Linked DNA regions of Homo sapiens: region 2 is linked to region 1. A link is an interaction called in ENCODE POLR2A ChIA-PET data of the cell type or tissue named here. Cell type or tissue: PC-9. All regions are shown on one strand. Links, peaks and the distances in the headings refer to the core of each region. The heading gives the core; the rest is flanking DNA.

Region 1 (14,885 bases), core at 2,566-10,565:
CTGTGCCTCAGTTTCCTCATTTGTGAAATGTGGGCAGCAACGGTACCAATTTTATGGGGCTACTGGGAGGATTCAATGAGATAGTGCCATAAAGAATCAGCACCACACCTGGCTTAGAGCAAAGGCTTGGACGATGTAGCTCCTGCAGATGGTTCCTACTCATTCCTTTCCCACACTGGCCACGGGGAGATTTGGAACCTTGAAGTCGCAGGAAAAAAGTCTAAAGAGCAGAGAGGGCCCTCTCGAGGACTGTACCACCTGAGGTGACCAGGGGAGGCTCCCTTGCCCTGATCCAAAGCTGGTTGGGAGGTGTGGGCCGCTCCGTGGCTCCTGTGCGGATTCCCATGGCTCCTGTGGCTCCGGGAGCAGCCCACACTCCTTAGCAAGGCACATGGAGGCCCCGGGCTCTCCACTCTTCCAGCAGTAAAGCTCAGCGAGAGGGTGTGGTTGAGTGTGGCTTCCCTGCTCCCAGCAGGCTCTCAAGGGCAGGGAAGGGACTTGCTGAACATGGTGCTTCTGAGCCTGGCACACGGAAGGTATGTGTCATGGTGCACAGCCCACAGCACATGACATGCAGACCTGCCAGGACAGAGAGCAGATGCTCTGAGCAGAGAACCACCTGGTCACAACCCTGACAGTGGCCACCACTTCCTGAACGCCCACCGTGCACTGAGCCTCAGGCTAAGAGCTTACTCACAATCGCCCGGTGACTGCTCTTTTTGGCATGTGATGTTGTCCGCCAGGATGATAAAGGTCAGAGATAAGCCTGTCCAGCCCCCGAGCCCACAGAGCTCTATGGCCTCAGCCTCTGTGGGCCACAGGCTTGCCTTGAACACTGGATCAGGGCACAGCCAGCCGTGTGCCTGCCATATCCAGTGCTGTGAGTGTTATTGCCACAGACAAGAGAAAGGCCACAGCTTTTTTTTGTAGTTGCAGACTGGGGTGGGGGTTTTTAGGCAGGTGTTTTTCTCTGAAGATGGGTTTTCTCATTTTCCTAGAACCGCAAGATGAAGAGAGTCGCCGTTAATATCCTGTCTGCTCTCCAGCCTCCATGATCTGAGATGGCATTCTAGAGATTTCTGTGTGGAACCTGACTTAACAAATATTGCTGCACAAATAAATGAAAGAAGTGTAGCTTGTGCAGCGGCCATGGCTTCAGAGCCAAGGGTGGCTGGCTCAGGAGTTCATGTAGGAACTTGCCCAAGGTTTCAACATACATCAGTTGGTTATCTGAGGACATACGTTGAGAATCTCCTGGGTGCTGACACAGTGGGGAACGAGGTCTGTTCTCACAGAGCTCACAGAGGGGAGATGGATGTGAAGCAGGTAAACTCATAAATTAATAGTAATTAGTGGCCAGGCATGGTGGCTCAAGCCTGTAATCCCAGCACTTTGGGAGGCCGAGGCAGGTGGATCACCTGAGGTCAGGAGTTCAAGACCAGCCTGGCCAACGTGGTGAAACCCCTTCTCTATTAAAAATACAAAAATTAGCCAGGCTTGGTGGTGGGTGCCTGTAATCCCGGCTATGTGGGAGGCTGAGGCAGGAGAATCTCTTGAACCCAGGAGGCGGAGGGTGCAGTGAGCTGAGACCGTGCCACTGTACTCCAGCATGGGGGACGGAACAAGACTCCGTTTTAAAAAAAAAAAAAGACAGAGTCTTGCTCTGTTTCCCAGGCTCAAGTGATCTTCCCACCTTAGCATCCTGAGTAGCTGGGACTATAGGTATGCACCACCATGCCTGGCTAATTTTTTAGTATTTTGCAGAGACAGGGTCTTACTGTGTTGCCCAGGCTGATCTAAAAATTCCTGGGCTTAAGTGATCCTCCCGCTTCAGGCCCCCAAAGTGCTGGGATTACCAGTGTGAGCCACCACGCTGGACCTCTGGCTGGGGTCTTAAGCCAGGAAAAATGGGGTAGTGGGGAGCAGATGGGACAGGCTGGTGAAGGGCTCAAGGAGCGATGTCATGATCCAGGTCACCCAAAGCCCAGCCATTTTGGCTTGCATGGGACTAGAGTCAGCCCCAGGGGTGTGTGCAGGGTGAGAAGGATGTGGCTCCAGTGGCCACTGCAGTGGTGGAGTGGCATTGCTGTTATGTTTCTGGTTGGTGTGTCTATGGAGAGCAGGACCCCTATCATTGCCAGGGGCTACAGGGACAGTGCCCAGGTCTGCCAAATCTGGCCTCCCACTGGGGGAGGCTGCGGAGGGAGGTCTGGCTGAGCAAGTGTGTCTGTGGGCATCTGTGCATCTGTGTATGTGGGGGTGGAGATGGTCTTAATCCAAGTCCACCCATGAGTAGTTGAGACAGCTCCTCTAAGCTGCCATGTGAGGGCCTGAATCATATGGGAGAGAGCTGTTCCCTTTCCATCCATTCCATCTCTCTGAGTATATTGAGGACAGTGTCCACTTGCTGCCACTTTCTGTCCACTGTACCCTTGACGTCCCGTAAACACTTGCTAATCTTCCTTTTTTTTTTTTTTTTCTTTTGAGATGAAGTCTCGGTCTGTCACCCAGGCTGGAGTGCAGTGGCGCAATCTTGGCTCACTGCAACCTCCGCCTCCCGGGTTCAAGCAATTCTCCTGCCTCAGCCTCCCAAGTAGCTGGGAGGCACGCACCACCACACCTGGCTAAATTTTGTATTTTTAGTAGATACGGGGTTTCGCCGTGTTCACCAGGCTGGTCTCGAACTCCTGACCTCAGGTGATCCGCCTGTCTCAGCCTCCCAAAGTGCTGGGATTACAGGCGTGAGCCACCACACCTGGCCTCTAATCTTCCTTTTTAACGAAGGGCGATGGGGCCTGAGGGCTAGTGGATACAGTCTGTATTGGAAGGCAACTGTGGTGCTTGTTGTCAATGTAGCATCCCAGTTTGTGGTCATTGCCACTGGCTTTCTTTTTACTATTGTAATATACATCTTCCTCCTTAAACATTTGTTTAAAAGCATTTTTTAAATAAAGTTTCCTTTAATTTTACTAAAATCATTTTAGTGAAAAGAATGGAATCATCTGAAAGAGAAACAGTAAGTCATGCTGAAGTTGGAAAAGGGAAATGGGAAAAATCACCAAGAGGGGTTGTGAATGACTGCAGTTTGGGCCACATGGGACTATGCGACCTCCAAGGTCCCCTCCCCAATTCCATGATACGCTCTTTTTCCTAGGAAAGCATTCTTTTTTTTTTTTTTTTTTTTGAGACGGAGTCTCGCTCTGTCGCCCAGGCTGGAGTGCAGTGGCACGAGCTCGGCTCACTGCAAGCTCCGCCTCCCGGGTTCATGCCATTCTCCTGCCTCAGCCTCCCGAGTAGCTGGGACTACAGGTGCCCATCACCACGCCTGGCTACTTTTTTTGTATTTTTAGTAGAGACAGGGTTTCTCCGTGTTAACCAGGATGGTCTCGATCTCCTGACCTCGTGATCCACCTGCCTTGGCTTCCCAAAGTGCTGGGATTACAGGTGTGAGCCACAGCACCCTGCCAGCCTTTCTTTTCTTTTTCTTTTTTTTTTTTCCTTACCTTTCCCTTGGCCCCACATTCTCTGACCCAGGAGTGAGTGTACCCTGCACCTCTCTCTGCAGTTGGCACAGGAAGGCAGGGAAGGGGCCGAGGCTAGTGTCTGAACACCTTTGGGAACACCTGGCTTGTCTTCTCCACTCGGCGGGGTCTGGCTTTCAGTCTCAGTTGGATTCTGCACAGCTCACCACTCCAATTAGTTCCATCGGCAGTGTAGCAACAATGCCAGTTCTCATAACAAACTCTTTATTTTTTATTTTTATTTTTTTGCATGCCACAACGCCTGGCTACTTTTGTTTATTTTTTGTAGAGAGGAGGTCTCACTATGTTGCCCAGGATGGTCTTGAACTCCTGGTCTCAAGTGATCCTCCCACCTCAGCCTCCCAAAGTGCTGGGATTACGCGCATGAGCCACCATGCCCGGCCTCCAATTCCCATTCAGCTAACAGCGTACTTAATCTCCCATCCACCTACCCCATTCATTTTTCCACACCATCAGTTCCTTCCAATGCCTGATCATGAATTTTTTTTTTTACTTTTTTATTATTATTTTTTTTTTTTTGAGATGGAGTCTTGCTTTGTCACCCAGACTGGAGTGTGGTGGCGCCATCTTGGCTCACTGCAACCTCCCAGGTTCAAGCAACTCTCCTGCCTCAGCTTCCCGTGTAGCTGAGACTACAGGCACGTGCCACCATGCCCAGCTAATTTTTGTATTTTTTGGTAGACAGGGTTTCACCATGTTGGCCAGGCTGGTCTCGAACTCTAGAATATATACAATATGATCTTCTCCATTTTAATAGGAGAAAGGTCAGACCCCAAGCAAATTCCCCAAGTTCGACCCCTGGTTTGACAGATTCTAAGGCTTATGCTCTTGCACAGTTGTTTGTGAGTGTGCACTCCTGTGCTGTGTTGACCTCTAGTAATCCACCTACCTCAGCCTCCCAAAGTGCTGGGATTACAGGTGCAAGACACCATGCCCAGCCGACAAATTATTTGTTTTAAAAGTTATTAAATGTATGTGTTCTGATAAAGATATGGACCACAGCATTTAGTCCAGACTTTTAAATCAAACCTTTGATCATGTCTTTATTTAGATATAGCCCATCTTGTTGCAAAACAGATATCTCAGCAACTTACAAAAATAAAGTACAATAGCATAAAAATAAAAAGATTAGGGTAAAGGTAAAAGCAGAAAGCTAGAATGAAGCGAGTCTAGTAGGAGACTCAGCACAATTGGAAAAAAAAGGGTCTCGAATTTGACTTTGAGCTTCCCAGCGGCCAAAACAAGGAAGAAAACATGACTGGTTACAAGATTCCTACCAACAGTTAGTCTGGGACTCTGGTACAAAAACAGACCTGGTTTATACCTTGACTCTACTGCCTGTTGGAGACGTGACCCTGAGCAGGTTGCTTAAGCTCTCTGAATTTGAGGCTCATCACCTGTAATGGGGAGGAATAATGCCGGCCTCGGGGCTCCTGGGGGGGGATTAGGGGTAAAGCTCTAGAAGGGTCTTGTCCTCACTAAGCTGCATGTTCTTAGCTGTAAGAGGGAGTTCACAGCCCTACCCTGAGCGGGAGAGAACTTGACCAAACCTGTGGCATAAAAGAGGTGGGGCTGGATTCCAACCCAGGGCTCCCTAACTCCCAGCCAGGGCTCTCTGCCAGCCATCCAGTGCCATGTCCTGTCATGACAGCGGCTTCCAATGCTATCCCAGAGTTAAAGACGCTTTGGAACACATGGGCTTTCAAGAGCCCTCAAATCATTCCCAGGAAAATCCCCCAGCTCCACCTTTAGCACTGCCCGCAAGGCGGGAGCTCCATTCTCTACCCCACCGCAGAGAAAGCCGATTAAATGTAAGGCCTGGACATCTCTAGGGGGAACGCAAGAGGTAGCCAAAGCCCCTCATGAGTCACGTTGTTCAGAAACACCCGAGACAGCTTCCTTTGCCTTCCTTTGCCTTTGTAGACGAGGTCAGCAAGAAGACCTGGTCCCCCTCAGTCCAGGCCCTCCCTTGTTTGAAGTACCTTTTGCCAAAAGCAACAAAGCCCAAGACAGGTAAACAAACAAACAAACAAACAACCTCAAAAGCTGTTGGGGATCAGGTTTCCATGACAGCTCACAAGTGTGCAGTTGTGGGCTGGTTCCAGTTCCCTACAAGAAAAACCTTTCCCTTCCTCACCAACAGGACAACATCCAACTGTCTTAGAATTTTTTCTCTGTAAATTTATACTTGACTTTGTTCTAAATATGACTGGAGGCATCCACTCCTTGGCTTGGCATTCAGGCTTTTTATGAGCTGGCCCCAACCTCCTTCTTGGGGCTTCTCTGTGGATGCAGTTTAGGGATAAAAGCAACAGCCTCCGTTTCTGGAGCTGCCACTGGAGTGACAGGCTGGTGGCAAAGAACACGCACTGACCAGCGCCTGGAACAGGCTGAGCTGCTGTGTGAGCCTGGGTAAGTCTCTTCTCCTCAATGTCCTCATCTGTAAAATGAGGACATTCAGGATACAGACCTCCCACTGTTGTGAGGCTGCAAGGATACGCCCGTGGCAGGCTTAGCACAGCTGGTGCTCAGTTAATGATGATGGTTTTCTTACCTGATTTTGAAACCTGGTTCTCCACTTAACTGCCTATGTGACGAGCGACCTAACTGTTCTAGGCGCCAATGTGACCATATGTAAAATGAAGAAACTGGCCAGGCGTGGTGGCTCATGCCTGTAATCCCAACAGTCTGGGAGGCTGAGGCAGGTGGATCACCTGAGGTCAGGAGTTTGAGACTGGCCTGGCCAACATGGTGAAATCCTGTCTCTACTAAAAATACAATTAGCTGGGCTTGGTGGCAGGGCCCTGTAATCCCAGCTTTTCAGGAGGCTAAGGCAGGAGAATCACTTGAACCCGGGAGGCGGAGATTGCAGTGAGCTGAATCGCGCCATTGCATTCCAGCCCGGGCAACAAAAGCGAAACTCTGTCTCAAAAAAAAGAAAAGAAAAGAAAAAAGAAAAAACTGACCATACCCACCACATAACCCACTTACAAGGGTATGAAAACAGAAGAGGCCTAGTGAATGTTTGTTTGGCGGCTGTGGCCAGGATCGTTCCCCCAGAATGCAATGCTGCTTGCCCCTTAACTTTTAAAAATCAGCCTATTCTCACTTTCCTTTTTTTCAGATTAATGAAGAAAGGGGGGCCTTCTCCTTCTTCTCACATGGTTGGGCTATGATGTCATGAAAGACACAGTCTTGTAAAACCCACACCCAGGGCCAAGGGAGATGCCGGGGCCTCGAGGCCCCCTGGTGAGTCTGGAAGAGGAGCCTGCAGTGGTTAGTTGGCCGGGGGTGGGGGCTGGATGTGACCATGATGAGTCAGGCCTGGCTGGGCTGGTTGTCATCATTCCCCTGTATTCCAGGGGTGAGTTAGAGCTTAAACAAAACAGCACCTGACAATGCCTGAAAGAAGTGTATTCTGCACAAAAAGCATTTGCTGGCCAGGCGCAGTGGCTCATGCCTGTAATCCCAACACTTTGGGAGGCTGAGGCGGGCGGATCACCTAAGGTCAGGAGTTCGAGACCAGCCTGGCCAACGTGGTGAAACCCCTGTCTCTACTAAAAATACAAAAATTAGCTGGGTGTGGTGGTGGGTGCTGTAGTCCCAGCTACTAGGGAGGCTGAGGCAGGAGAATCGCTTGAACCCAGGGGGCAGAGGTTGCAGTGAGCCGAGATCGCGCCACTGCACTCCAGCCTGGGCGACAAGAGCAAAACTCCAACTCAAAAAAAAAAAAAAAGGCATTTCTTTACACTCTTACACTCTTGGCTGTGCAGCTGACCTTCCTAACATGGCAACTGGTATTCAAACATACAGACATCCAGGGAGCTGGCATTGGGACAGAATGAAGGCAGCAAGGGCCAGGGGGCAGGTGAGGATGAGCAGTAAATGTCCTTCACAGGTGCTGGGGTGCCTTCCCAGGTAGGGCAGCCTCCATGTGCGGAGAATAAAGGATACAGACAGAACCCTTCTGGAAGGAGATCGGCTGTGCCCAGCTCCCAGTGTGACACTGAGCTGCTCTCTAAACTTTTCTGAGCCTCTTTTCTCTTTCATGAAACAGGGAGTTGGGCTAGAAAATTTCTTTCCAGCTCTAAAAATACTGTCTAAAAAAGCAGAAGAGGGGCAGGCTTGAAGGCCTCGTCCTCTGGGCTGTGTGGGTCTGAGGCTCTGGGGAGCCACCAGTGGCCCCGGGCAAGGTGGCCCCCGTGCATCCTCAACCCAAGTCCTGGGTCGAGCCAGGAAAAGTCCAGTCTGCAGACCCTCAGTTCTTCCCTCCCCGTTCCCACCCTCTGGTTCTCTCCTGCAACCAGAAGAAGGCCTGATGCCTCCCCTGGACCCAACTACTCACACCATGTCTTCTGCAGCCCCCAGGCTGCTGGGCCAGCCTGCCCAGTGACCAGGTCAGGGCTGGCAAGGAAGAGGGAAACTGTGCCATCCTGGCACCACACCAGACTTGGGCCTAGGGTCTTATTCATGGCAGACCCGGAGGTATCCCTGAGTGTGTAAAGGTTGTGGGTTTGAAAGCCCAGAGAAAAAGGACAAGGCGGACTCCAGGCCCAAAGGCTCTGGGATGAACCAGGGAGGGGACCCAAGGCCTGACTATGTGAACAACGCCAGTGCTTCTGGGTGGAGAGGGAGCCTCAGCTCAGCTCCCCACCCTGGCAGAGCTGCCGGCTGCCTTCTCAGCTGCTGCTGCAGAAACAAATGACGGCACTGATGAAGAATAAGAGAAAATAAAAATGAGCATAGAGCAGACAGGGGCCTTGGAACAGAGGATGGGATTTTCTCTCGGGGTGCGGTTTCTGCTCAGCAGCTAGGTGACGGTAGAGGTTTGGAATGTGGCCGGACAGCGGGTGGGGTGGGCTGGGCTGAGGGGGCTGGCCAAAGACAAGAGACAAGGACATTGGCTAAGGGGCCCAAAGCCCAGGGCCACCAACAGCTCAGCCAGAACAGGGCCCTAGGATGGCAGGCAGAGCCAGGGCCTCCACCCCACACCAGTACACTGGCCCTAAAGACCTCTGGTTCTGAGTGGCCCTGGGAAGGGAGACTGGGTTGAGAGAACAAGGGAGACCGGGGAGATGGGGGAGGGCAGGGAGGGGAGGGCGTGGTGAAGTCTCCTCATCCCTAAAATGGGGCTGTCCTGAGAGCACAGCCTGCCTGATCACAACTGAGGTGTTAGGCAAGGGACGGTGCCTCTCTGAGCCTGTCTCCTCGTCTGTTAAATGGGTTCATGATCTCTACCTCCAAGGGAGGTGCTAGGAGAATCAAACGGGTAAGTGTGTGGGAAGTGCTTGGCACGGTGCTCTGCAAGTGGAAGCAAGTATTACCCACTGGGTGCTGAGGAAGCTCAATCCTGGTGACCACCTCATGCCCAGTCCCAGCCCTGGGCTGGCCCCCAATAAATATTTGCGGACTGGGTCAGTTGCAGGAGCTGCTGTGCAAAGCCCCTCCCGCACTGCTGCCCCTCTCCGGGGAGCACAGGTCTCCACTCAGACCACGAAGTGGAGGGTGTAGGTGAGCTGGTGGCCATTGTCCCAGGCGTACAGCACCCGCTCCTTGGGGTTGTAGTCGATCTGGGTGGTGTAGGCGTGCTCGTTGAGGAACGGCAGCTGGGGGCGTGCGTCGGTGCCCGTGTGCGTGTCGAAAGCGTAGGCGACCTGGCCTTCCTGCTGGTTGTACGTGTCCACGGCATACAGGATGCCGCACACCAGGAAGCAGTTCCCGTAGGAGTTCCGCCGCAGCCGTGTCTTCCACGTGGTCTCCCGGTGCACGGAGAGATCGCCGGGGTCCAAGCGACTCAGGACGATCACCTCGGGCTGGGCCTCATCGCGGTCGTCCACGGCGGGGTAGATGACCCACAGGCCGCTCTCGTCCACGGCAAAGTCAATGTCCGAGTGTCCGCGCCACTTCCAAGGTGTGGTGTCCTCATATACCACGTCGGGCAGCAGCGCCCAGGAGGCCACGAAGCGCTGCCGTAGGTCGTACTTGATGATGTTCTTGGTGAAGGCGCGGTTGTAGTAGAAGGCGCCCTGGTACACCACGTGGCCTGTGCCGATCCAGTTGTAGGGTAGCTTGTACATGTTACTCCAGCGGCCTGCAGGCGAGGGCGATGGTCACCCCAGACCTCCCGAGCAACCCCAGCCCACCCACATCCCCTGAGCCCACCAAGGGCTCTCAGTGGCCCAGTAAGTGACTGATACCAAGCATGTGCAGTGTGCCTGGAGCTGGGATGACATCTTATTATGGCACAAGCGTCTCCTGAAGGAGGTCTATCGTCATCCCATCTGCTTAAAAAAAAAAAGGCTCAGAGGATCAAGGTCGCCCAGCTCTGGAATGGCACAGCTAGGATTTAGACACAGGGTGACATCAGCCCCATTCTTTGTCTCCAGGCCTTCGTCCCTGCTGTTCCTCTGTTAGGACTGCCATTCCCCAGGCCATCTGCTTGGGGAATGCCTGCCCATCTTTCAGAGCCCCAGGCCAATGTCACCTCCTCTAGGAAACCTTCACTGACCTCCCTAGCCTGAGTGAGGGGCCTCTCCTCCAGCCTCCCATAACCCTTTGTCTTTTATCCCCCCAGGACACGTCTGTAGCAGCCAGACAGAAGCCTTCATCTTGATACTTATCACTGGCTTCCTCCACCACCCTGTGCGCTGCTTGAGCAGAAAGCCGGCCAATTTTGAGCTAGCGGAGGAAGGATTTCAGTTGTTCCAGGCCTTTATTTTTTTCATATTTTTCGAGATAGAGTCTCTCTCTGTCATCCAGGCTGGAGTGCAGTGGTGCGATCTCGGCTCACTGCAACCTCTGCCTCCCAGGTTCAAGCAATTCTCCTGCCTTAGCCTCCCAAGTAGCTGGGATTACAGGCGCCTGCCACCACACCCAGCTAATTTTTTTTTTTTTTTTAATTTTTTAGTAGAGACGGGGTTTCACCGTGTTGGCCAGGCTGGTTTTGAACTCCTGACTTGAAGTGATCAGCCCACCTCAGCCTCCCAAAGTGCTAGGATTACAGGTGTGAGCCACCACGCCCGGCCTGTTCCAGGCCTTTAGTTGTGACTCCATGGCTCTCGGGGTTAAGTCCAAACTCCTTTATCTGGCTCACCAGGCCTGCCCCAGCTTACTCAGTCACCATCCCCCCTACCCCAGGCCATCACGTTTCCTCTCATTGCCAGGCCTCTGCATGTACTCAGCCTTCTGCCTGGAACACCCTTCCCTCTCCCTTCCGCATGGCTTACTCCTACTCTTCTTCCAGGGCCCAGCTCAGCATCACCTTCCTGGGAAGGTCTTCCCTGATCTCTAGGCTGGGTTCCCATAGCCCCTTCAGTGCTCCCTCTAATGCTGTACTGAAATCGTCTCTTTAAGCCTTTGCCTCCCCCACCAGACTGTGCATTTCTGAAGGGCAGGCTAGATCTAAATGACCCCTTCCTGGCATCATTCCCCAGGTTTGATAAGCAGAATTCTGCCCTTCCCTGTGCCGTCAGCTCCATCCTGGCCCCTGCCCAGACCTGCAGCTCCGCTAAGACCTGAGACACTGCGCACCTATAAAACAGGTGATAACCCCACCTCCTGGAGGTATGTAGCTACCAAGAGCTGATACACGGGGGGCGAGATCAGCACAGGGTAAGCGTTCAACAAATGGAAACTCAGTATTGGCCCCTTGATGGTAAGTCACACTTGTGAGGGCAGGACCATGTCTCTCTTGTTTGCCGCTGCATTCTGGTTCCTGGCAGGGTGCTAGCACACCGGGGTGCCATGGGGTCTGTCTGGGCCTCCAGCCCAGTGCCCTCAGCCCAGAACCCCCTCCTTGGGGTGGCTAACAATCTGGAGCTCAACCAGCCTATACCATAGAAACCCACAAGGCAAGGAAGGCCAAGTCCCCATGAGGACCCCTCCCCAGGTTGTCCATACCCAGCCCCCTCTCCACCTCCGGGGGTCCCTGACCTTGCTTGAAGTTTTCCAGGTTGCGGAACTCCACCAGGCTGTTTCCATAGTAGTAGTTGGTGACATAGATCCTGTCGTCTCGAGCTGCAGGGTCCTTCATCCAGGCTCCCTCGTGGCGCCCATAGCTGTGGTGCCTCACAGGGGGGTCCACAGCCCGGAGGGTGCCCTCACAGCTCGCCTCTCTGCCTGTGGGGAGGAGGGCAGGCAGCATCGGTACACAGACCCCCAAGCCCCCCAGCCAGAGCAACGGGCTGGGAATGTTATCTGGGTCTAACTTAAATCTCTCCTGAAATTTTGTTTGTGGCCTTCTTTCCCCTTTCCTCATCATCAAAACAATGCCTGATCGTTACCAAAAACATAAAACATTCAGAAAAGCAGAATGGAGGCCAGGCGCAATGGCTGACGCCTATAATCCCAGCACTTTGGGAGGCCAAGGCAGGTGGATCACCTGAGGTTAGGAGTTCAAGACCAGCCCGGGCAACATGGTGAAACCCGTCTCTACTAAAAATACAAAAATTAGCTGGGCATGGTAGGCGGTGCCTGTAATCGTAGCTACTCAGGAAGCTGAGACAGGAGAATCACTTGAACCCAGGAGGCGGAGGTTGCAGTGAGCAGAGATCATGCCACTGCACTCTGGGCGACAAGAGTGAAACTCTTCTCAAAAAAAAAAAAGAGAATGGAGAAAATAAAAATCTTCAAAGTTATATTATTCATTATATGTGGAATCTAAAATAGTCAAACTCGGCCAGGCACAGTGACTCACACCTGTAATCCCAGCAATTTGGGAGGCTGAGGTGGGAGGATCACTTGAACTCAAGACTTGAAGACCAGCCTGGGCAACATAGCAAGACCTTCTCTCTACAAAAAAAAAAAAAAATTTTTTTAATTAGCTGAGCATAGTGGTGTGCGCCTGTAGTCCCAGCTACTGGGGAGGCTGAGGTGGGAGGATTGCTTGAGCCTGGGATATTGAGGCTGCAGTGAGCTGTCATCACACCACTGCACTCCAACCTAGGCAACAGAGCAAGACACCGCCTCAAAAAAAATAAATAAATAAAAATTGGCTGGGCGCGGTGGCTCATGCCTGTAATCCCAGCAGTTTGGGAGGCTGAGGTGGGCGGATCACAAGGTCAGGAGTTTGAGACAAACCTGGCCAATGTGGTGAAACCCCATCTCTACTAAAAATAAAAAAATTAGCTGGGTGCGGTGGTGGGTGCCTGTAGTCCCAGCTACTCTGGAGGCTGAGGCAGGAGAATCACTGCAGGAGGTTGCAGTGAGCCAAGATCACACAATTGCACTCCAGCCGGGTGACAGAGTGAGACTCCATCTCAAAAAAAATAAAAATAAAATAAAAATAAATAAAAATAAACATTAAAAATTTAAAAAGTTAAAAAGTCAAACTCATAAAAGCAGAGAGTAGAATAGTGGTTACTAGTGGATGGGGGGATTGAGGAGATGTTGCTTAAAGCATTCAAAATTTCATTTAGACAACAGGAATAAGTTCAACATACTGTATACTTGAATTTTGATTGCTAAGAGAGTAGATTTTAAGTGTTCTCGCCACAAAAAAAGATACATAATGTGAGGTAATATATATGCTAATTAGCTTGATTTAGCCATTTCACTGTGTGTACACATATCAAAGCATTATGTTGTACATTATAAATACACACATTTAAAAAAATTATTCTTTCTGCAGTATGTCAAACAAATGAACACATACAATTTTTATTTGTCAGTACAAAAATTTAAATTTTTTTCTTTTTTGGTTTTTCTTTTTTATTTTACTTTTTAAAAAATAAAAAGAATTTAAACTCTTATAAGATAAAAAATAAAAACCTAAAAACTGCCATTATCCAGAGAAAAATTTTCTTCTGTTCTTTTATTCTCTTTTTAAAAATTGTATTTCACTGATCACTTGAGGTCAGGAGTTCAGGACCAGTGTGGTCAACATGGCGAAACACTGTCTCTACTAAAACTAGAAAAATTAGCCAGGCGTGGTGGTGTGTGCCTGAAATCCCATCTGCTTGGGAGGCTGAGGCAGGAGAATCTCTTGAGCTCAGGAGGCAGAGGTTGCAGTGAGCTGAGATCACGCTACTGCACTCCAGCCTGGACCGCAGAGTCAGACTCCGTCTCAAAAAAAAAAAAAAAAAAAAAAAAACCAAAAAAACCAAAACAACAACAACAATAATAATAAAATTTTATTTAAATAGTTTTTGGGGAACAGGTGGTTTTTGGTTACATGGGTGAGTTCTTTAGTGGTGATCTCTGATATTTTAATGTATCAGTCACCTGAGCAGTATACACTGCAGCCAGTATGTAGTCTTTTATCCTTTACCCCCTCCCACCATTCTCCCATCCAAAGAAAAATTTAAACATGTGGCATTTCCTTCCTTTTCTTTTTTCTTTGCATGTACAGTCATGCAGACATACTTTAAAAAACTGTGAGTATACAGTTTTATGTATCCTGTTTTTAGCCTCCGTTGAGCAATTTCTCTCATCATTAAATAGGCTTTTAATGATGTGATTTCAAGGTTCTGCCAGGCCGGTGGACAGCTGTGCCCTGAATTTATCTGACCAGTCCTCCCCATGTCAGCCCTTCGTGTTATTTCCAGTTTTCTGACATTAGAAATGATGCCATGATGCAACCACTTAAGCTGCAGCTGTTGTTCCCATTGCTGGTAGATCCTTCAGGAAAGATTCCTAGAAGTGGAATGACCTTGGACCAAAGCAGGACAGGGTTTGAAGGATTTTCACCACAGAGAGCCAAGATCCCTTCGGAAGGACGGGATCAATGACTTAACGAGGAAGATTTCTACCATGAGACACAGAGCAAAACTATAAATGCTGACATCAAAACAGAGCCAACGATTGGACACAGGAAATAAAGAAATAAAAATAGTTGCTGGATTTGATGATGGCATTCTAGGTGACATTTTAAGAAGAATTTGTTGAAAATACTACCTGGGCTTGGTGCGGTGGCTCATGCCTGTAATCCCAGCACTTTGGGAGGCTGAGATGGGAGGATCACCTGATGTCAGGAGTTAGAGACCAGCCTGGTAGTGAAACCCTGTCTCTACTAAAAATACAAAAATTAGCCAGGTGTGGTGGCGGGTATCTGTAATCCCAGCCACTCGGGAGGCTGAGGCAGGAGAATTGTTTGAACCCGGGGGATGGAGGTTGCAATGAGCCAAGATCTCACCATTGCACTGCAGCCTGGGTGACAGAGTGAGACTGTCTCAAAAAGAAAAAAAAAAAATTTCTTTCGCCCAGGCTGGAGTGCAGTGGCACAATCTCAGCTCACTGCAACCTCTGCCTCCTGGGTTCAAGCGAGTCTCCTGCCTCAGCCTCCCGAGTAGCTGGGATTGCAGGCACCCGCCACTACGCCTGGCTAATTTTTTTATTTTTAGTAGA
Region 2 (14,885 bases), core at 4,473-12,472, 380 kb after region 1:
GTCTCCTCTGCTTTCCTCATGCAGCCCCGTCCAACCCATCTCTTTCATCTCTTTTCTTAAAACTTAAAAATATTTTCAGGGGGGTGTGGTGGCTCATGCCTATAATCCCAGCAATTTGGGAGGATGAGATGGGAGGATTGCTTGAGCCCGGGAGTTTGAGGCTGCAGTGAGCCACTGTAGTCCAGCCGGGGTGACACAGCCAGACTCCATCTTTTTCTCTGTATATTTTTTCACCTCTACCTGATGTGACTGAGTAACTGCTGGGGTACATCACCTCTTTCAGGTGATGGAAATGTTCTAAAGTTGATTATGCTGATGGTTGGTTGCCCAGCTGTGAATGCAGTAAAAACATTGAGCCGTACACTTTAAATGGACAAGTTATGTGTGAATTATATCTCAATAAAGCTCTGTGCCCCACCCAAATCTCCTGTCAAACTGTGATTCATAGCGTTGGAAGTGGGGCCGGGTGGAAGGTGACTAGATCATGGGGGCGGATCCTTCATAAATGATTTAGCACAATCCCTTTGGTGCTGTTCTTGTGACGGACTTCTCATGAGATCTGGTTGTTTAAAAGTATCCAGCACTGGCTGGGTGTGGTGGCTCACGCCTGTAATCCCAGCACTTTGGGAGGCCAAAGTGGGTGGATTACCTGAGGTTAGGAGTTCAAGACCAGCCTGTCCAACATGGTGAAACTCCGTCTCTACTAAAAATACAGGTGTGGTGGCAGGCACCTGTAATCCCAGCTACTCAGGAGGCTGAGGCAGGAGAATTGCTCGAACCTGGGAGGCTGAGGTTGCAGTGAGCTGAGCTTGCGCCACTGCACTGCAACCTGGGCGACAAGAGCGAAACTTCATCTCAAAAACAAAACAAAACAAAAAAAAGTATCTAGCACTTCCCCCCTCTCTCTTTCTTGGTCCTGCCTCTGCCATGTAAAACACTTGCTTCCGATTTGCCCTCTGCCATGAGTAAAAGCTTCCTGAGGCCTCCCCAGAAGGAGAAGCTGCCATGTTTTCTGTACGGCCTGTGGAACTGTGAGCCAATTAAACCTCTTTCCTTTTTTCCTTTTCTTTTTTATTTTTTCCCCACTCTGTCACCCAGGCTGGAGTGCAGTGGTACAAACATGGCTCACTGCAGCCTCGACCTCCCAGGCTCAAGCAATCCTCCCACCTCAGCCTCCCAAGTAGCTGGGACTACAGGTGCATGCCACCACACCTGTCTAATATATATAAATATATATATTATATTATTATATATAAATATCATATATATAATATATATATAAATATATACTAATATATATATATATATATATATATATATATATTTGTAGAGATGGGGTTTTGCCATGTTGCCCAGGCTGGTCTTAAACTCCTGAGCTCAAATGATCCTTCTGCCTTGGCCTCCCAAAGTGCTAGGATTACAGGTATGAACCAATGCACCCAGCCTAAACCTTTTTTCTTTATAATCACCCAGTCTCAGGTATTTCTTTATCGCAGTGTGAGAACAAACTAATGCAAGCAATACTGTGGAAGAGAAACACTGAACTTGTTTGGGAGGCTGAGGTGGGCAGATCACCTAAGGTCATGAGTTCAAGACCAGCCTGGCCAACATGGTGAAACCCCATCTCCACTAAAAATACAAAAATTAGCCAGGTGTGGTGGTGGGCACCTGTAATCCCAGCTACTCGGGAGGCTGAGGCAGAAGAATCTCTTGAACCCGGGAGGTGAAGGTTGCAGTGAGCCGAGATCGTGCCACTGTACTCCAGCCTGGATGACAGAGCAAGACTCTGTCTCAGAAAAAAAAAAAAAAAAAAGAAAAAGAAAAAGAAAAAAAAACCCCACAAAACTTGGAGTTGGAGGCCCTGCCTCTTAGTAGCTACATGAACTTCTTGAGCTCCGGTTCTGTCATCTGTGACTTGGGATCCTATTCCCTACCCCACCTTCCTCCCAGGAAGCAATCAAATGAAAGAGTTGAGTTGTAACATGCCCAGAGTTGATACCAGTCTCAGCATGGCCATGCCTGAAAAAGTGAATCTCTTACTCCAGGTAACAAACAAATATTTCACCAAATAAAGAAGTGAACAAATACTTCACCAATACAAAAATAAAGTAAAAAAGTACGAAGTGAAACACAAATATAAAGTGAAAAATACATGGGGAAAAACCTTCTTCCTTAGTTTTCATCATAGGAATAAAAACAATAGCATTTTATTGAAACAGGCCCTGCTCATGTTTTGCTGGCCCAGGAACCTGGGAAATGATCCAGACTCTGCCCTAGGCAGAGACAGACCTCTTGTCTCCCAATTTTTAATTTGAAAATTATCAAACCCAGAGAAAAGCTGCAAGAATAGCACACAGAACACCAATATATCTTCCCCTGATTCCCCTCCTTCTTCTTAAAGTAAACCATCATAAGATGGTAACATTTTATGATACGAATTTGGTGAAAACCTTTTTAAAATCATAAAACTCTGTGCTGGCACAGTTGTGGTGAACTCAATACACTGAAGTAGAGTTACATGGAAAATAGCACAACACTCTTGGAAATCAAGAGAGTAATGTATTAAGAGCACCAACAAATGTTAAAATCCTTGACCCAGCTGGGCTCAGTAGCTCACGCCTGTAATCCCAGCACTTTGGGAGAGCAAGGTGGGCAGGTCACCTGAGGTCAGGAGTTCAAGACCAGCCTGACCAACATGGAGGAACCCCGTTTTTATTTAAAAAAAAAATAATAATACAAAATTAGCCGGGTGTGGTGGTGCATGCCTGTAATCCCAGCTACTCAGGAGGCTGAGGCAGGAGAATCGCTTGAACCTGGGAGGCGGAGGTTGCAGTGAGCCAAGATCGTGCCATTATACTCCAGCCTGGGCAACAAGAGTGAAACTCCATCTCAAAAAAAAAAAAAAAAATTCTTGACGCAAATAATTGTGCTCCATGGAAAATACATGCTGCATGAAGATATTCATCATAACATTATGTATAATATTTTAAAAATCGGAAACAACATAAATGTCCAACAAATACATCAGAACCATCCACTTGAAGAAGTACTAAGCCATTAATGAGAATTATAGAAACGACATAGTGATAAGGAAACTGCAAATGATCTAATAGTAAAAGAGAAAAGTAGAAAACAAAAATTATGTGTTGTATAATTGCAACTAAGTACAACTTGATGCAGCCTGGCAGATACTGTTGGTGACTGCCCAGCATTTGTCCTCACCGCCCTTCTTCTTTGTCCAGAAACGCTTGCTTTCTCAGCCTCCCTTGCAGTTGTGGGTAGTCATGTTACCACTGAGATGTAAACCAAAGTCTCCTGGGGGAATTTAGGGAACTATTTTGCTTTCCTGTGAAAAGGGGTTGTTGGCTGGGCACAGCGGCTCATGCCTGTAACCCTGTAGTCTCAGCACTTTGGGAGGCCAAGGCAGGAGGGTTGCTTGAGCCCAGGAGTTTGAGACCAGCCTGAGCAACATAGCAAGACCCCATCTTTACAAAAAAATAAAAAAAATTTGCAAGGTATGGTGGCACATGCCTGTAGTTCCAGTTACTTGGGAGGTTGAGGTGGGAGGATTCCTTGAGCCTAGGAGGTGGAGGCTGCAGTAAGCTGTGATGGTGCTACTGCACTCCAGCCTGGATGACACAGCAAGACTCTGTCTCAGAAAAAAAAAAAAGAAACAGAGAGAGAGAGAGAGTGTGTCATAGCTTTCACTATCCCCTTTCCCTCTTCCTTCTGCCTTGAATGCATGTGAGATGGCTGGAGCTGCAGTAGCTTTTCTGTGTCCATGAGGCAGTTAGTATGTCAAAAAGGATAGTGGAGCAGCATGATTGAAAGACCCTGAGTCTGTGACATCACTGAGCTGCTCCCCAATCTGGAGACCACCTACCAACATTTTTTTTGGTATGTGAGGAAAAGAAGCCCCCATTTATTTAATGCACTGTTGTTGTTACTTGAAGCTGACAGCATTCCTAACTGATACATGGACAAAGACTTAAAAATACAGTGAATGGTGCACAAGATTTGGAGTCAGACAAACTGGGGTTCAGATTTCTTTTCTCCCACTCTCTTATTGTGTGATTTAAGCCAAGTCACTTCCCCTGTGAGTCTCTGTTCCCTCAAGTTTATTTTTATTTTATTTTTTGAGACAGAGTCTCACTCTGTTGCCTAGGCTGGAGTGCAATCGTGCGATCTTGGTTCACTGCAACCTCCGCCTCTCAGGCTTAAGTGATTCTCCTGCCTCAGCCTCCCAAGTAGCTAGGGATTACAGGCACACGCTACTGTGCCTGGCTAATTTTCGTATCTTTACTAGAGCCAGGGTTTTGTCATGTTGGCCAGCCTGGTCTCGAACTCCTGACCTCAAGTGATCTGCCCACCTCGGCCTTCCATCAGTTCCTCAACTTTAAAATGAAGCTAATGACACTCACCTCTTGGGCTTTTCAAGAGTAGAACAACATGACAGAGTTGGAGTTCTTGGTTAACGGTAAAGGGATATTTACATTTAATTTTTCAAACTAGAAGTCTGAACTAAAATAAAAGAAGGAATTAGTTATTGTGTTAGAAGAGCGGAATTGGTCATTTTTTTCTTTCCTTTTTTTTTTTTTTTGTCTCAAATATTCTTAAGGCTGCTCTGGGTCTCTCTCTTCTGGACAGTGAGCACTTTGTGGTGTGGAAGGGTCTGGGCCTGAGGCCGGGGCTGCTGCTGGGTCCTGAGTGGAGGTGGCGGTAGGTGGAGCTCGCAGCTTGCAGCAGAGCCGGGCCAGGGCGGTGGGCTCCTCACCTGGCCCTGGCAGGCAGGCGGGCGCAGGTGGGGCTCGGTGGCAGCGGCTGTGACTCGAGGTAAAAATAATCAGGCAAGGACAGCTGCTTCCTCATCAGCAACCAAGAGGGAAATAAAGCTCATGTCCCCTCCAGCGAAAACCTGCTCTCCGGTCCCCTGGCTCCTGCCACCAACTGCTCGACGTCCTTGTGCCAATCCAATTTGAACGCCTGCGATTCACCCCAGAGAGGGCTTATTTTAACTTCATCAAGCGCAGAGAAAAACATCCAGGCTGGAGTCTGTGGGAGGGGGAGGAGCAGCTGCTTGGGGGCCTGGGCTGGGGATGGGGTCCCAGAGCTCCTACCCCTCAGTGGTGGGACTTGGGGTCCCCTCCTCCGAGTCGGGTTCAACAATCAATCAAGTCATTCCTTCAACCAAGGCTTAGTGAGCACCTACTGGGTGTTCCCTGAAATCAATGGGAGAAAGTCCCGAGGCCTTGGCCCGGCTCGTGAAGTCCTTTCCAAGTCCTCACCCCTTTCCCTGTCCCCTCAGTTCTCCAAACAGCCTCCTCTCGGGCTGCACCAGTCCTCCACGAAAGCCTAGGCATGCCGTGTTTTCTCCCGCCCATGCCTCACACCTTCCGCCTGAACTGTCTTTCCCCTGTTTCTCCACCCAGTGGAGGTCCAGAAATTCTAGAGAGTTCCTAGTTGTACCTCAAGCCTCAGCTTGGTCTCTCTGGTGGCTTCCCCAGCCCCTCCTGGCAGTGGGAGTGGTTCCCTCTGGGCTCCAGCAGGATTTTGTCCATCTATGTGTTTTAGCAAGGAAGCTGGGGGCTTCCTCCCTTCCTTGTCTACCCTTCTTTCTCTTCCAACAAGCACACTGACCTCTACTTTCTTTTTCCTTTTTTTTTTTTTTAGACAGAGTCTTGCTCTGTGCTCAGGCTGGAGTGCAGTGGCATGATCTTGGCTCACTGCAACTTCTGCCTCTCAGGTTCAAGTGATTCTCTTGCCTCAGCCTCCTGAGTAGCTGGGATTACAGGTGCCTGCCACCACGCCTGACTAATTTTTTTTTTTTAAGTAGAGACGGGGTTTCACCATGTTGGCCAGGCTGGTCTTGAACGCCTGACCTCAAGTGATCTGCCCACCTCAGCCTTCCAAAGTGCTGGGAGTACAGGCGTGAGTCACTGCACCTGGCCTCGTTTGGAAAATCTGAAAGTGTAATTGTTTCCTAGACCATGTGAAGTGCCCCGGAATCAAGGGGAGTGTTGACACATCCTAGGGCTCAGTGGCTCGCTAGGCTAGGTCCCAGGCTGGGTGTGGTTGGAGCTGTGGAGGTAGGCCTCTTGGGGAGGGTAGATGACAGGAGAGGAAGAAGAGGGAATTCCAGGTGTGTGGAGAGCTGGGAGAGAGTACAGACAGACCCAGAGGAAGAAATGAGGAAACTGGCGTGCTGGCTCAGAGAGGTGAAGCAGCTCATCCAAGGCCACACAGCTGAAGTGGCTGAGGTGGGCTTTGACCCCAGGTCTGTTTGGCCTCCTGCAAGCAGTTGACAGTGCTGGCTTGAGATGTGCTCCCTAGAGTTGACCTTGGAGCCCTCCACACCTTTGTCTTCTTGACCCCCTACATGGAGGCCTCCCGATGGACCTCCCTGGGAGAGGTGAGATGCACCTATGGGGGCACCTGACAGGATGGCCAGGGAAGCCCTCCAGTAAGACCGAGACACTGCCGAGCAGGGCAGAGCTCCCGGCCTGTGAGCCCCACAAATGGGTTCACCACATGCTGGCTGCCGTAGGCACCCATCATTTCTTATGTCCATCCCACCTGCTTCTCTTGGGGAGTTATCTTCTCCCACCATTCATGGGTTTCCACTCCAGCTGCCTCTCCTCAAAAGCAAACCAACAAGTAACATAAAATGCCCCGGGAATGCGCCTGAGCCATGTTTCGGCTGTTCCTCCAGTCACGGCCCAGCCGTGCAGTTCAGCGCTTCGCCTTGCCTGACACTTTGGTGTGAAGTGAGAAGAGCAGTGGTCCTGACCCTGGGGTTTCTGAGTTGGGAAGGTGAAGCTGGAGCTGCTGGTGGCCCCATGTCATGGGGTTAAGTTTAACTGCACACAACAGAAAGCTCCAAATAAAAGTGGCTTAAACAGGTAAAGATGTATTATTATTTTTAATGTAAAAGAAGCCTGATGGTGGCCAGTCCAGGTCTCATGTGACTCACTGAGACATTCCATCTCACCTCATGGCCCAAAATAGCTGCCAAAGCTCCAGCCATTGCACTTATGTTTTAGGCAACAGGAAGGAGGAAAGGTAGGTAAGGGCCTAAGAGTTTCTTCTTCCAGCGGTATCAGCTCCCTTCAGGCAACCTTCCCAGATGTACTACAGAATACTTGTGCTTATGTATCACTGGTTGCAAAGGAATTTGAGAAATGTCATTTATCATCTGGGCATTTTGTTGCCCCAAAGAGAACCAGGTTTCTGTCTTTGCCACAGGCTGCGTTTCCTGTTGTATCCATCTGCAATGGGAGGGAATAAATCCTGAGAGGAGGAGGAGGTGGGAGACAGAGACAGAGAGGAAAACACAGAGGCAAAGAGGGAGGCAGAAGGGGAACGAAGACTTCCCCAGTGCCTGAACCGATGGGGGCCTGAAGTCAGCCGCTGACCTCCAGGTAGCCTGAATCCACACTCCCCTCTCCGCCATTTCCCCTTTCCCCTTTCCTTTCCTTTCCGACGGAGTTTTGTCCTTGTTGTCCAGGCTGGGGTGCAATGGCACGAACTCAGCTCACTGCAACATCCGCCTTCCAGGTTCAAGCGATTCTCCTGCTTCAGCCTCCCGAGTAGGTGGGATTACAGGCGCGTGCCACCACGCCCAGCTAATTTTTTTTTTAGTTTTAGTAGAAACGGGGTTTCACCATGTTGGCCACGCTGGTCTGAAACTCCTGACCTCAGGTGATCCACCCGCCTTGGCCTCCCAAAGTGCTGGGATTACAGGCGTGAGCCACCGCGACTGGCCTCCGCTTTTTCTTACGCCAGGTTGAATTGGGTTTCCGTCGCTTGGAAGGGGAAGAATGAATGTGCTGACCTTGGGGAAGGATTTATCTCCCTCATGCCTTGATTTTTTTCTTCTGAGAAATGGGGTTCCTATTGGCTGCTGACGGAACTGTGTCAAGGATGGGATGTGTGACGTCAGGGGACCCTGCCCGGAACAGCTTGGCTGACCTGCTTCTCCTCCTGCCGCCACTTCCAGGGATTCTGCTCCATGATTGCTGAAAGTTTACACGGAACCTGCACCCTGTCAGGCCCCGGGAGCTGGCCAGGTGTAGGGAATTTTCTGGACACCTGAGTAGTGGGGTGAAAACTGAAGAAGCCGAAGATGGCGAGAAGAGTTGGGGGAGAGCTGGAGGGATTCCTGGAGCACAGGAAACAACTGGCGCCTTGTAGGGGCATGGCCCTGGGCACAAACAAAGGGGGCCAAGGCCCCTCCTTGAATGGGTCCGATGCTTGGGTGAGAGCCTGGCTGTGTCGGGGTGCTGGGCCATGGGGAATGCATTTTCAGCTTCGACACTGTCAACCCTGCCCAGTGCTTTCCTGCTCCTTCTGGAAACAGCACCTGGTTTTCTTTCTCTCTTTCTTTCTTTTTCCTTTTTCTTTTTTTTTTTTAAGAGACATGGTCTTCGTTGCCCAGGCTGGAGAGTAGGGTGCAGTCCTTGAACTCTTGTTCTCAAGCCATCCTCTCACCTCAGCCTCATTTTTTTTTTTTTTTTTGAGATGGAGTTTGCTCTGTCGTCCAGGCTGGAGTGCAGTGGGGCCATCTCGGCTCACTGCAACCTCCGACTCCCTGATTCAAGTGATTCTCCTGCCTTAGCCGCCCGAGTAGCTGGGATTACAGGCACGCGCCACCATGCCCAGCTAATTTTTGTATTTTTGGTAGAGACGGGATTTCACTATGTTGGCCAGGATGACCTAGAATGCCTGACCTCGTGATCCGCCCGCCTTGGCCTCCCAAAGTGCTGGGATTACAGGCACGAGCCATCGCGCAGGGCCTCAACTCAGCCTCTTGAGTTGCTAGGACTACAGGCATGCACCTCCATGCCTGGCTAATATATACATACACATATATATGGATATATATGGGGTCTTGCTATGTTGCCTAGACTTGGTATTGAACTCCTGGCCTTGCCCTCCCAAAGTGCTGGGATTGCAGGCATGAGCCACCATGCACAGCCAGCAACTGGTTTTCTTTGTGGAGCCTCCTCTTCCATGATCAGTTCCTGTGGTGCTGGGAGGGGCCGACCCCGCTCTATCCTCCTGGAGTGGCATATTTGTTTTGTATTTGTTTTCATGGCAGCACCTAGGTTAGTGTTTGGTTGAATAACCAACAATGGAAATCCTGCAGGATTGAAGGGGGCATCTTCAGAATTCTGACTGCCACAGGTGGGGATATAACCCAGGCTCCTCCAATAAGGGAACCGAATGCCCGGGTCAAACAGATTGACTCACTCTTTGGGAGACTGAGGTGGCCAGATCACTTGAACCCAGCCTGGACAACATGGTGAAACCCTGTCTCTACAAAAAAAAATTACAAAAATTAGCCAGTGTGGTGGGATGCACCTGTCATCCCAGCTACTCGGGAGGCTGAGGTGGGAGGATTGTTTGAGCCAAGGAGGTCGAGTCTGCAGTGAGCCAAGATTGCACCACTGCACTGTAGCCTGGGTACCAGAGTGAGACCCTGTCTCAAAAACAAAAAAAAAAAAAAAAAAAAGGAAAGAAATTTGAAGTGAATAGGATGGCTGTTGAAGATTTTAGTCGACTGATTTTGATTTTGTCTCTGTAGTAGCATCTTAAGGAATGTTTGATTTGTTGTAAGCTAAGGGTCTAGTGTGATTTAATTTTCTCATAAAAATATTTTACATTCAGAAAGCATATTTCCTCATGAATCTTCATGTGGTTCCTGTATCAGTCAGGACATGCTAGGACATGCTGCAGTAGCAATTCTAAAATCTCAGTGCCTTAAAATAGTAGTTTTGTGGCTTTGTTTTGTTCATGCTACATCCATCATGGGGAAGTTCTATTCTTGTGGCAAAAGGGCCCTAATCAAGGGACTCAGGCTGATACAGCAGAAATCATCCAGAGTGTCAGGAGTCACTGAGGCTGGGGAAAAAAAAAAAAAAAAGCTCCAGAGGAACCCACCCTGGCATTTAAATGCACCAGCCCTGAAGTGACACATATTTTGTGTGTGTGTGTGTGAGACTGGTCTGTCACCCAGGCTGGAATGCAGTGGTGCAGTCATGGCTCACTGCAGCCTCAAACTCCTGGGCTTAAGTGACCTTCCTACCTCAGTCTCCTGAGTAGCTGGGACTATAGGCAAGTGCTACCACACCTGGCTAATTTTTTTTTTGGAGACAGAGTCTCGCTCTGTCACCCAGGCTGGAGTGCAGTGGCACAGTCTCAGCTCACTGCAACCTCCACCTTCCAGGTTCAAGCAATTCTCTTGCCTCAGCCTCATGAGTAGCTGGGATTACAGGCATGTGCCACCATGCCCGGCTAATTTTTGTATTTTAGTAAAGTCAGGGTTTCACCATGTTGGCCAGGCTGGTCTCGAACTCCTGACCTCAGGTGATCTGCCCACCTTGGCCTCCCAAAGTGCTGAAATTACAGGTGTGCGCCTCCACGCCCGGCCCACCTGGCTAATTTTTTTTTTTTTTTTGAGACGGAGTCTTGCTCTGTCACCCAGGCTAGAGTGCAGTGGCGTGATCTCGGCTCACTGCAAGCTCCGCCTCCCGGGTTCATGCCATTCTCCTGCCTCAGCCTCCCGAGTAGCTGGGACTACAGGCGCCCGCCACCACGTCCAACTAATTTTTTGTATTTTTAGTAGAGACGGGGTTTCACTATGTTAGCCAGGATGGTCTCGATCTCCTGACCTCGTGATCCGCCCACCTTGGCCTCCCAAAGTGCTGGGATTACAGGCGTGAACCACCGTGCCTGGCCCACCTGGCTAATTTTTTAAACTTTTTTTTCTTATTTGTAGAGATGGAGTCTCACCGTGTTGCCCAGGCTGGTTTCAAACTCCTGGGCTCAAACCATCCTCCTGCCTTGACCTCTCAAAGTGCTGGCATTGCAGGTGTGAGCCACTGTGCCCAGCTTGTTCCCTATTCTTGAGTACCACCCAGTCTAAAGGGATCCAGGAAGTTTAACCTACCATGTCCTCTGAAGATAGGTCTAGAAATATTTGGTGAACAGACTAATGACTACTTCAATAAGAAATATTTTGGCGGCCAGGTGCAGTGGCTCATGCCTGTGATCCCAGCACTTTGGTAGGCTGAGGCGGGAGGATTGCTTGAGCTCAGGAGTTTGAGACCAGCCTGGGCAACATGCAAAACCTCATCTCTACAAAAAATAGAAAAATTAGCTGGGTGTGGTGGTGTGAGCCTGTAGTCTGGCTACTTGGGTGGCTGAGGTAGGAGGATTACTTGAGCCCCCGAGGTGAGGCTGCAGTGAGCCATGATCACACCACTGCACTCCAGCCTGGGCAAAAGAGCAAGATCCTGTCTCAAAGAAAAAAAAAAATATATATATATATATATGTATATAGTTATGTTGTTTATTTTCGTATTTTTTCAACTTGTTCCATCCCTTTATTTTTTTGCTAAACCTTTATTGTTTTGAATCTTTCACCAGCTTTTCATGTATCAATTCAATGTCAGTTTATTATTCTAGAAATGAGAAATATATCAAGAATTTAATTAATTAGAGTGATTGTTCTCTTCCAGATAGTCTTACTTCTGTTCTCCTGCTTTTTACAAGTTTATTCTTTTCAAAATAATTTTTCTGCAAAGAACTATGACAGTTTGTACAGGAAATGGTTCACTAGAAAACAAACCCTGAGAATGAGATTCTGAAATTGGATCACTCATCACTCATCAAATGGCAACAAAAGCCCATGGCAACAGGTAAGAGGGGCAGCGATCATGTCCGGCATGCTAAAGCATCACAATCGGACACATGGTGGAATGGGATGAGGAATAGGTGGACAGGAACACACTGGGTTATGCACTAGCTCTAGCACTTCAGCAATATGGCAGCATTGACAATTATACACGTTATGGGGTTGGCTGGCTCTTGTCCATTGCCTTGGACACCTTGAAGAAAGAGAATGACTGGCCTAGACCAGATAGCTCAGGGCATTCTGTGAAAGACCAGTGTTTAAAGGGAACCTAATTTCTTTCTTTCCTTCTTTCTTTCTTTCTTTCTTTCTTTCTTTCTTTCTTTCTTTCTTTCTTTCTTTCTTTCTTTCTTTCTCTCTCTCTCTCTCTCTTTCTTTTGAGATGGAGTCTCGCAGTGTTGCCTGGGCTGGAGTACAATGGCGCGATCTCGGCTCACTGCAACCTCTGCCTCCTGGGTTCAAACGATTCTCCTGCCTCCACCTCATGAGTAGCTGGGATTACAGGCGCCCACCACCACACCCAGCTAATTTTTTATAGTTTTAGTAGAGATGGGGTTTCACTATGTTGGCCAGGCTGGTCTTGAACTCCTGACCTCGTGATCTGCCTGCCTTGGCCTCCCAAAGTGCAGGGATTACAGGCCTGAGCCACTGCGCCCGGCCAAGGAACTTAATTTCTTTAGGCACTAAAAATCAGGCCCTGGATTTGATTGGAAGGACAGTACAGCTTCTGTGGAGATTGAGTGGTTAGGCTTGTGTCCTATGCTAAAGTCAGGGTCCTGATAGGGGAGGAGTGGGATCTCGAGGCCAAGGATGGAGCCGTTTGGATGGATGCACCTGAAAACCTAATCCAAAGGTTTCCCCTTGAACCTTCTGGGTCAGCAAAAGTGGTTCTTTCCCTCTTGCAAAGCACATCAGGCTTTTATAATTTTCTCCCTGGAGAGCTTGCAAAGACCTTTCTGGGGAAGAGACTTTGCAACACGCTCGTCCTTCTCAAGAGCCATAGCCACACTTTCCTCTTGGACGAGTTTCTTACGGCTGCTGTAACAAATCACCATGAACTCAGTGCCTTAAAACAACGCAAATTTCTCTCTTCCAGTTCAGTAGGTCCACAGTCCAAAACCCGTCTCTCTGGGCTAAGCCGAGGCGCTGGTGCAGCTGGCTTCTCCTGGAGGCTTGGGGCAGAGGATCTGTTCCCTTGCCTCTCTCAGCTTCTGGTGGTTGCTGGGATGCCTTGGTTTGTGCCCCTTCCTCCATCTCTCTCTCTTTTTTTTTTTTTTTTTTTGAGACAGAGTCTCACTCTGTCCCCCAGGCTGGAGTGCAGTGGTGCGATCTTGGCTCACTGCAACCTCTGCCTCCCGGGTTCAAGGGATTCTCCTCCCTCAGCCTCCCGAGTAGCTGGGACTACAGGTGTGGGCCACCTTACCTGTCTAATTTTTGTATTATTAGTAGAGATGGGGTTTTGCCATGATGGCCAGGCTGGTCTTGAACTCCTGGCCTCAAGTGATCCACCTGCCTCAGCCTCCCAAAGTGCTGGGATTACAGGTGTGAGCCACCGCGCCTGGCCTCCTTCTTCCATCCTCAAAGCCATGTCTGTCATTGCATCTCCTTCTCCTCTTCTGCAGTCAAGTTTCCCTCTGCCTCCCTCTTATAAGGACACGTGTGATGATATTTAGGAGTGACTCAGGTAAGCCAGAACAATCTCTGCATCTCAACATCTTTAACCTAATCACATTAGTAAAGTTCCTTTTGCTGTAGAAGGTAACGTTCACCAGTTCCAGGGATTAAGACCTGGGTGTCTTTGGGGGCCATTATTCCATCAATCACACCTCCCTTTATTGCCTCCAGACTAATAGCTAAAAGTAAATCGTAGCACAGCCTAAGTGAAGACATACTTTCCAGAAAGGGTAGTTTACTTTGGAGAGAATTGCAGGATCTGGCTAATACAGATCAACAGGAGTTTTAAGAACACCTAGAGGTGGATCTTGAGGTCATTGTACTGGGGTCTGTAACACAAGGTAGGAGAGGGGTGAGTTCATTGGTCTGGGTGTCCTTACCTATGACTCAGGATTTAGTGTACTGGCCCAGACACCTTGAGGAAGCCCTGATATGTTGTTGGGGTGGCTCCTGGAAGCTTGGACATGACAATGACCTACAGGAGTTGAGCTGGAGATGCTGGTGCTGCTTTAGCAGAGTATTGAAGAATAGGTCAGATGGCCCAGGGAGTCGGGCTTGTTAGAGTGGATTCACTACCTGAGACCCCAGCACTGCACTCTTTGATTTACCCCTGTCTCTGCAAAAGCCACATGGATCATGGTGGATGATGGTGAATGGCCATAAACTTAGCCAACGTGTAGTCCCAATATAGAATAGATCAACACAGCCTCAGTCACTTGGCATGGGGCTCTTGGTTTGGCAAATGCATTCTTTTGAGTTCCTATCAGTCAGAAGGATCAAAAGTAGTTTGCAGGCCGGGTGCGGTGGCTCACATCTGTAATCCCAGCACTTTGGGATGCCTAGGCGGGCAGATCACCTGAGGTCAGGAGTTTGAGACCAGCCTGGCCAACATGGTGAAACCCCATCTCTACTAAAAATACAAAAAATTAGCTGGGCGTGGTGGTGTGTGTCTGTAGCCCCAGCTACTTGGGAGGCTGGGGCAGGAGAATCACTTGAACCCAGGAGGCAGAGGTTGCAGTGAGCCAAGAATGTGCCACTGCACTCCAGCCTGGGCGACAGAGTGAGACTCCATCTAAAAAAAAAAAAAAAAAAAAGTAGTTTGCATTTATGAGAGAAGGGCAGTAAAGCACATTTATTGTCTCACTCCAGGGCTATGTCAGTTCTCCTGTTCTGTGTCGCAAAGTTCATACGGGCTTGGCATTCTGCCAAACATCCCATTCATCCACTCCATTGATGACACTATGTCCATTTGACCCCGTGGGCAGAGAGTGGATTGTTCTCTGGGGGCCCTAGTCAGACATATCTCTGTTAGAGGGTGAGAGAAAAACCCTACAGAGATTCAGGAACCTGCATATTGATAGAACTTTTTTTTTTTTTTTTTTGAGACAGAGTCTTGCTCTGGTACCCAGGCTGCAATGCAGTGGCCTGATCTTGGCTCTCTGCAACCTCTGCCTCCTGGGTTCAAGTGATTCTTGTGCCTCAGCCTCCCAAGTAGCTGGGATTACAGGCATGTACCACC

Evidence for each region. Peaks named below come from ENCODE experiments on the same cell type or tissue, not always from the same donor. Only the 100,000 strongest peaks of a DNase experiment are listed, where the experiment ranks them.
Region 2: POLR2A ChIA-PET joins it to region 1 with 37 read pairs; 2 of 35 experiments call an interaction of 5 or more read pairs at or near these places.

Annotation. Positions count from the first base shown.
Region 1 is chr9:124,804,556-124,819,440 of GRCh38, reverse strand. OLFML2A (olfactomedin like 2A) reads right to left here. Exons shown (of 8, transcript NM_182487.4): 7 at 11,475-11,660; 8 at 4,559-9,633. The coding sequence ends at 9,029. Among named protein-coding and RNA genes, the nearest start is that of OLFML2A, 35 kb to the right of the region's middle. RefSeq lists enhancers at 6,227-6,728, 7,230-7,732, 7,733-8,233. In PC-9, for the core only: no CTCF peak of the experiment used is centred there; DNase peaks (open chromatin) are centred at 6,800 and 8,390; H3K4me3 peaks cover 426 bases; H3K27ac peaks cover 3,569 bases.
Region 2 is chr9:124,431,423-124,446,307 of GRCh38, reverse strand. LOC105376270 (a long non-coding RNA gene) reads left to right here. Exons shown (of 3, transcript XR_007061771.1): 3 at 7,243-7,400. Among named protein-coding and RNA genes, the nearest start is that of ADGRD2, 12 kb to the left of the region's middle. RefSeq lists an enhancer at 5,972-6,472. In PC-9, for the core only: no CTCF peak of the experiment used is centred there; no DNase peak of the experiment used is centred there.